Linked DNA regions of Homo sapiens: region 1 is linked to region 2. Evidence: read pairs that join two places in POLR2A ChIA-PET (ENCODE). Cell type or tissue: HepG2. All regions are shown on one strand.

The links. ChIA-PET counts read pairs that join two places held together with the same protein. Peaks named below come from ENCODE experiments on the same cell type or tissue, not always from the same donor. Only the 100,000 strongest peaks of a DNase experiment are listed, where the experiment ranks them.
Region 1: POLR2A ChIA-PET joins it to region 2 with 5 read pairs; 1 of 35 experiments calls an interaction of 5 or more read pairs at or near these places.

What each region holds. Positions count from the first base shown.
Region 1 is chr9:20,380,899-20,384,898 of GRCh38, reverse strand. The region is part of intron 5 of MLLT3 (MLLT3 super elongation complex subunit); the gene reads left to right. Among named protein-coding and RNA genes, the nearest start is that of MIR4473, 28 kb to the left of the region's middle. In HepG2, no CTCF peak of the experiment used is centred here; a DNase peak (open chromatin) is centred at 1,918; H3K4me3 peaks cover 221 bases.
Region 2 is chr9:19,112,486-19,116,485 of GRCh38, reverse strand. It overlaps PLIN2 (perilipin 2), which reads left to right. Exons shown (of 8, transcript NM_001122.4): 8 at 1-725. The coding sequence ends at 238. Among named protein-coding and RNA genes, the nearest start is that of HAUS6, 12 kb to the right of the region's middle. In HepG2, no CTCF peak of the experiment used is centred here; a DNase peak (open chromatin) is centred at 2,248.

The DNA.
Region 1 (4,000 bases), 1.3 Mb before region 2:
GCGGCTGGGGAGTGCTATATTTTCTGTACACTTAGTGAGTCAAATTTGGTTTGGCAGAGAATTTTTAGAAGTAGATCAGTCTCTGTAAGTAAAACTTTGCAGTTTTAGCCAAAGAAAACAGACTGTAGATTTGATGACTCTATTTGATTTATTAGTGCCATATGCAGGGCCTTTTGATCTTCAGGATTCAGTAAACCAATGAATTGATATTTATCAGAACTCCATCACATGGGAAGAAATCTTAATTTGACTGTCGTGTTGATACTAATATAATTATCCAACACCTGCATCCCATTGATGATAATTGTGTTAGATTATATTAAATTTTAATGATAGGTACAAACTGAGCATTAAGAACACGTTTTTGGATAACATTAACATTGACAATTCTCTTATTTCTTAGGAAATGAGTACATTAAACTTGCTTACTTCTATGTATAACAAAACCTCTTACTTAGGAGTGCAGGAACTGTGTATATGTAGTGATTGTAGTTTTTAAAGAAAAAAGAAATAATTGGCATTGATGATATACCACATGACCAGACGCTATATAATAAAGTGACTTACAATCTTAATTTGTCAGACAACACTAGAGAGTTTCAATTAAGTTTGAGGTTTTGGCCCACCTCTGTATTCCTTTGTAATATTTTATAAAGTAGCAAAAACTACAGACAAATATTTCTGCCATTAAGCAATCAGCATCCATCTGTTTTTGTCTTTTTACTACCAAGACAAGTTAACATGTGGCAGAAGCATATAAGTCTACAAAATTGAGATGAACTGTTAAGAACAGTATCATGATATTATTATTTTCTTTAAGTGGATCATTTTCTTGAGAGTCTTAGGGCCCACTTTTTCTGCAAAAGGAAAAACTTCTCAAACAATGTGATGCCCTAAATAAGTTTCACTTTCTTTTTTCTATGAATTCTCAAATATTACTTGACCAGGCAGTTCTTACCTATAGATCATTTGTGCTTAGATTAACAATCACTTTTTAATTCTCATCTTTGTTTATTCTGTTTGTATAGAAGTCCTTGCTAGAATGTCTTATATATTGGGCATTGAACTAGGTACTTTATCAGCTGCCTTCTCCAGGAGAAGTTTCAGAGAAAATAAATTTTGGATTAGTCTAAAGGAAGTTACCTTATTTCTTGAAGTGTCAAGTGTTTTTCAGGGAAGACTATCATGGGGGAGAGGGTGGACAAGCCAAATGGACTCAGACATAACTTTTTAATATCATAATTTTATATTTATTCCTATTGATGATAATAGTAACTAATATTTAGTCATCATTTATTCAGTGTTCTGTCCTAACTGCTTTGCGTTGTCAACATTCTAACATTAGCGATATGAATTGGTACCACTATTACTTATGTTTCCCCATTAGAAATGAAGGAACTGAGGCCTGGAGAGATGATGTTATGTGCTAAGGTCACATAGCTAGAAAGTGGTGGAACTGAGATTCAAACCAGGTTTGATGTTTTCAGAACCTGAGCACCAAATTATTATAGTGTTTCATTCTTTTCACCCTCATACTAATCTAGATTTTTCAAAATATTTGACATTAAGATTAAAATGCAAAGTTCATGTCAAAAGTAAAATATAATTATGTTAAAATTGTTTGACATTTTAAAATAACGTACCCCCCATCATAGAGCTGATAGCTGCATTTGTTTTCTGCTCCTCACCAACACATCTTAATATATATAAATCTCAATGTGTATGCATATATACAACACAATAGTGTTGTAGGTGTAGTTAATAGCTGCCAGCAAACAGTGCCATCTGTGTTTTCTCTTGTTTCTCACTTACTGGAAAATGTTACTGAAGCTCAAATTATGAGTAGGGGCTTAAAGTTCATGTTCAGTATCTCCACCTTTTAACTCTACCACCTTTTATTTGCACAAGAAAATGTGATCCTCTATAGTGACTTTACCCTGTTTACAGAATAGGAGTGTGTGCTATTACTGATAGGATGGGCAGGTCTTACAGTTTAAAAATACCCATAAGACAAATAGATCCTGCAATCTTTACATAGTCATTTCTTTACTTTGTACTTCATAAAACCCTGCAGGCTAGAGCAAGGAATTGATGTAAGTTGATGTCAAACTGACTTTACAAAAACATTCTGGAATTCTAAATCAGTGTGATTTAAGATCCTGTTATACTAAGAGAGGTAGTTAAGCATTTGACATCCGATCTCTCTAGAAGAATGTCTGCTTACCACACATACAGTAGTATCAGATGGGAGAAGCTAGTTTCTAAAACAGTTCGGGGTGGATGTTTGCCTCTGATTAGCCTGTGTATGTGTTAGATGAATGAGCAATTGGGAAGTCATGACCATGTGTTTGCTGTCATTTAAACTGCCAGTCTAATCTAAATATACATGTGGGTGCCTAAGGAGACTTCTTTCTTTTCAAGAAGATCATTCTTAACAGCTCTCCATTCCTTGCTGACACACATGAACTTAGGGGCACTTCTGTTTTCCTGAGGGCTACACCGTTTTCTTTTGAAAGAGGTGAGAACAATTTCTTTGCTTGCTGTGTTTCTAATTTTTAAAGATAAACTATATGTAAAGTTTATTTACTATGAGTAGTAATTTCATAGGCAAGATAGCTTCTGGGATATTATGTAAGGTAATGAAAAATGGGGTGAGAGGGATGGAACAAGGAAAAGCCACAGGAGGTTTTGATGTATAGAAAAATTCAGGAAAATCTTACAATTTTAGATGATTAATGTGCATATAACATGCATTCATCTAATTAAGAAAAAAATAGAGAAAAAGTTTTAAAATAGGAGCCCCAGTGTGCATTTGTTCTCCAGAGTGATTTAAAGTAGGAAAAAAGATACCCTTCTCCTCTGACTTCAGCACATTTACAAGTATTTTATCTACCAGTGAATTTTTAAGTGCATGTTAAAGAAATAGAAGCATTTTTTAACTCATGATTATCGTATTAAATAATTTCTCTTATTTTCTGAGAGAAGCTAAGGATTAGACCTCTAATTATTTTACTAATCTGAAATGAATCTTCTTTCAGAATAATATTGTTCTTACATTTTTCTTAATTATATAGCTTATCATACATTGAAAGTCGTTCATCCAAAATGATTTTCTCCATTCACATATTTTTAAATATAAAAGTAAACACTGCAAGATTTAACTTACCAGAAAAATAACAGAGTATCCCTTGTTATCTAACCACTAGGGTATTTGGTAAAAATTAGCCCTTAATTATACATTAAAATGTTGTTTTATTAAATTAAAAATATAACTATGTAAATTCTCATGCAAGTACATGTATTTCATTTTTAACTTGTTTAATAGTTATATGACTGAATGGCATTTAGATTGGTTTACAGGTTAATATACATGGCAAATATAATCTAATATAAGTAGTTACAAAATTTAAAGAACACAGCATTTGTTCAGAGTTAGGTGCTTTTTTACACATAGGCAATAAGTTCTGCCATTTTCTTCCTAGAGAAATATAACAGTTATGGAGTTTTATATTTGGAATATCGGAAAGCGTGCACATTCTTCAGCAGAAATAAATTTTCCTGGAACTACATTCAAGGAGAATTTGTCATGTGGATGTCTATAAATTAAATGCAATCACATGATGTCCAAATAGTTAATATTATATGTAAATGTTGTATATGAATGCTAATCCCGATAAAATTGTTTTTCTGATGCACTAAAACATGTTGCTTCTACCCAAATGTGGAAATATCTAAAGGTTTAAAATACTTTGTTGGAGCATTTTCTTTTGAGATTTCATTTCAGCACAATTTCAGAGAAAACAGAAGCTGATCATAATAAGTTCCTTTTATTCTAGGAAGAGTCATATTTAGTATATTATATTTTAGAGCAATAAGTGGAGCCTTAGTGTTTCTTTAAAGCTAGTCTCTCCCCTTCCTCCTGCCATTGCTCAGCCCATTCTCAGAGAATTCTGCAGTTTGCTCAGTTCATCAGGAAGATCATGAGACTAATAACATCAGT
Region 2 (4,000 bases):
TGCTGCCTCCTTTAAAGAAGTGTCTGACAGCCTCCTCACTTCTAGCAAGGGGCAGCTGCAGAAAATGAAGGAATCTTTAGATGACGTGATGGATTATCTTGTTAACAACACGCCCCTCAACTGGCTGGTAGGTCCCTTTTATCCTCAGCTGACTGAGTCTCAGAATGCTCAGGACCAAGGTGCAGAGATGGACAAGAGCAGCCAGGAGACCCAGCGATCTGAGCATAAAACTCATTAAACCTGCCCCTATCACTAGTGCATGCTGTGGCCAGACAGATGACACCTTTTGTTATGTTGAAATTAACTTGCTAGGCAACCCTAAATTGGGAAGCAAGTAGCTAGTATAAAGGCCCTCAATTGTAGTTGTTTCCAGCTGAATTAAGAGCTTTAAAGTTTCTGGCATTAGCAGATGATTTCTGTTCACCTGGTAAGAAAAGAATGATAGGCTTGTCAGAGCCTATAGCCAGAACTCAGAAAAAATTCAAATGCACTTATGTTCTCATTCTATGGCCATTGTGTTGCCTCTGTTACTGTTTGTATTGAATAAAAACATCTTCATGTGGGCTGGGGTAGAAACTGGTGTCTGCTCTGGTGTGATCTGAAAAGGCGTCTTCACTGCTTTATCTCATGATGCTTGCTTGTAAAACTTGATTTTAGTTTTTCATTTCTCAAATAGGAATACTACCTTTGAATTCAATAAAATTCACTGCAGGATAGACCAGTTACATGCTGTTTGTTCCATATGCTTTGTGTGTTGCTTTCGTAGAGCTGCTTAACCTGCATGACAGAGTTATTATACATACATGAATTTCAATTGGCCTGTTGGGGAGTTTGGCAGAGTGAGAACATTAGAAGGCTAATGTTAAAAATGGGATGCTTGGCCGGGTGCTGTGGCTCATGCCTGTAACCCCAGCACTTTGGGAGGCTGAGGTGGGCGGATCACGAGGTCAGGAGATCGAGACCATCCTGGCGAACACGGTGAAACCCCATCTCTACTAAAAATACAAAAAATTAGCCGGGCACGGTGGCGGGTGCCTGTAGTCCCAGCTACTCGGGAGGCTGAGGCAGGAGAATGGCGTGAACCCGGGAGGCAGAGCTTGCAGTGAGCCGAGATAGCGCCACTGCGCTCTGGCCTGGGCGAAAGAGCAAGACTCCATCTCAAAAAAAAAAAAAAAGAAAAGAAAATAGGATGCTTGATAACAAATTAAAAAAAAATAGGATGCTTGATAACAGATTTAAAACAAATTAAAAGCTAATGTGCATATTCAAATTTTACTAGGTGACAGTTGGCCCTCTTTGTTTGCCAACTTACTGGACCCCTGTGAGTGGGTTTTTAAACCAGTAAAAGGGCCTAGTCATGTCTGACTACCTCACTGAAAAGGAATCAGAGCTGAAAGGAAGTGAGTGATTGTTTAAATCAGCATCATGTAAAGGCATTGGGCATTTCTTGCCAGGGAACCAGTTAAAGCGTGAGTCCTAAAGGGAGATTCTTCACTGTCCAGCCTTAGCTGGACTTAACTTACTGTGTTGTCATTTTGGGAAAAAGTCACTAACCTCAGTTGTTGTTGGGGACATACGTATAGAAGACCATGTGAGACTAATTAGAAGTAAAAAGACTTTAAGCCCCCTGTAGAAAAAGGTTCTTCTTACCTCCTGCCTATGGTATCCAGACTTCTAGTCCATTCAACATTGGTTATTTAGGAACCATCCTGAATCTCCTTGTCACACAGATGAAATATGTCAAACTAGTTTTTAAAAGTGAGTCTCAGAACTTGTGAAATAGGCCAGGCGCTGTGGCTCATACCTGTAATCCCAGCACTTTGGGAGGCCGAGGCAGGCAGATCACCTGAGGTCAGGGATTCGACACCACCCTGACCAACAACGTGAAACCCTTTCTCTACAAAAAATACAAAAATTAGCCTGGCCTGGTGGTGCACGCCTATAATCCCAGCTACTTGGAGGCTGGGCAAGGAGAATCCCCTGCGTCTGGGAGGTGGAGGCTGCAGTGAGCCAAGATTGCGCCACTGCACTCCAACCTGAGCAACAGAGTGAGACTCTGTCTTAAAAAAAAAAAAATGTGAAATAGAGCTACATGCTTCTGGCTGTCCCTGCTAAAAGGTAAGCAGGGCTGCCCTCAGCAGAACTGGGAAGTCTAACTCAAATTAGTCTCTTTCTATCCTGGTTCACCCCTTTCTCTCCATGAAAACAAGGAAGCGGCACATAACTTTACATGTTCCTTTGGTGTGAGTGAGTTTATTAAAGTTTTTTATCGACCAGGCACGGTGACTCATGCTGGTAATCCCAGCACTTTGGGAGGCCGAGGTGGAGAGATCACTTGAGGTCAGGAGTTTGAGACCAGCCTGGCCAACAGGGCAAAACCCAGTCTCTACTAAAAACATAAAAATTAGGCCGGGCTTGGTAGCTCACGGCCTGTAATCCCAGCACATTGGGAGGCTGAGGCTGGCAGATCAAGAGGTCAGGAGAGGCCAACAGTGGCCAGCCTGGCCAACATGGTAAACCTTGTCTCTACTAAAAATACAAAAATTAGCTGGGCATGGGGGCGTGCACCTGTAATCCCAGCTCCTCGGGAGGCTGAGGCAGGAGAATCGTTTGAACCCGGGAGGTGGAGGTTGCAGTGAGCTGAGATTGCGCCATTGCACTCCAGCCTGTCCAGCGACAGGGCGAGACTCCATCTCAAAAAAAAAAAAAAACCAAAAATAACAACAACAAAAAACCCCACAAAAATTAGCTGGGCATGGCTGTATGCACCTGTAACCCCAGCTACTTGGGGGCTGAGGCACAAGAATCCCCTGAACCAAGGCAGGTGAAGGTTGCAGTGAGCCGAGATTGTGACACTGCACTCCTGCCTGGGTGACAGACCCTGTCTCAAAAAAAAAAAAAAAAAAGTTTTTATCAAGTTACAAATTTTTTCTTCTCATTGTAACTCCAGAAATCAGTAAACAGGTGAGTTGAGTTGGAGAGTAGGTGGGAAATCCCTAGGATTTGTTTTGCAGATAAGGAGCTTCTGGTTTCTGGGAAGGATGGACTTTTGTGATTTATGGGTTTCCAGGACAGAGCCTAGTCACTCACTTGCCTTCCTGTTCCCAGTGACTGGCATTTTCTAGGCCTCTGCCTCTTAATTTTTTTTTTTTGAGGCAGAGTCTTGCTCTGTTGTCCAGGCTGGAGTGTGATGGTGTGGTCTCAGCTCACTGCAACCTCCGCCTCCCAGGTTCAAGCTATTCTCCTGCCCTCAGCCTCCCAAGTATAGGCGTGCACCACCATGCCTGGCTAGTTTTTGTCTTTTTAGTAGAGATGGGGTTTCACCACATTGGCCAGGCTGGTCTCGAACTCCTGACCTCAAGTGATCTGCCCGCTTCGGCCTCCCAAAATGCTGGGATTACAGGCGTGAGCCACCACGCCTGGCCACACATGCTTTCTTATCCTGAACATACACCTTTGTGTTTCCCTATTATAAGAGTTATAGTGTGTTACTTTAGTACAAATTAAAAAAAAAAAAAGAATTGTAGTCCTTACTGAATAGCTTATGAAAAGGAGAGAGGTCTCAAAGCTCTTCTTCCTGAGCAGGGGCAGAATAAAATGTAGAACATCCTTAGCTTCTAGAAGAGCACCAGCAGCCCTTGCTTTTTGCTGTGAGCTGTGCACATTGGTCATGGTTTTGCTGTCTTTGTGTTTCAAGTTTGTGTCTACATGCATTTCATTCATTTGTCAACATGTCTCAGGATTTGTGGTGTTCTGGCATTTTTTTTTTTTTTTTTTTTTGAGATGGGCTCTTGCTCTGTTGCTCAGGCAATAGTGCAGTGGTGTGATTGGCTCACTGCAAGCTTCGCCTCCCAGGCTCAATCGATTCTCCCTCCTCAGTGTCCTGAGTATCTGGGACCATAGGCATGCACAATCACACCTGGCTAATTTTTGTATTTTTGTAAAGATGGGGTTTCACCATGTTGCCCAGGCTGGTCTCAAACTCCTGAGCTCAAGTGAT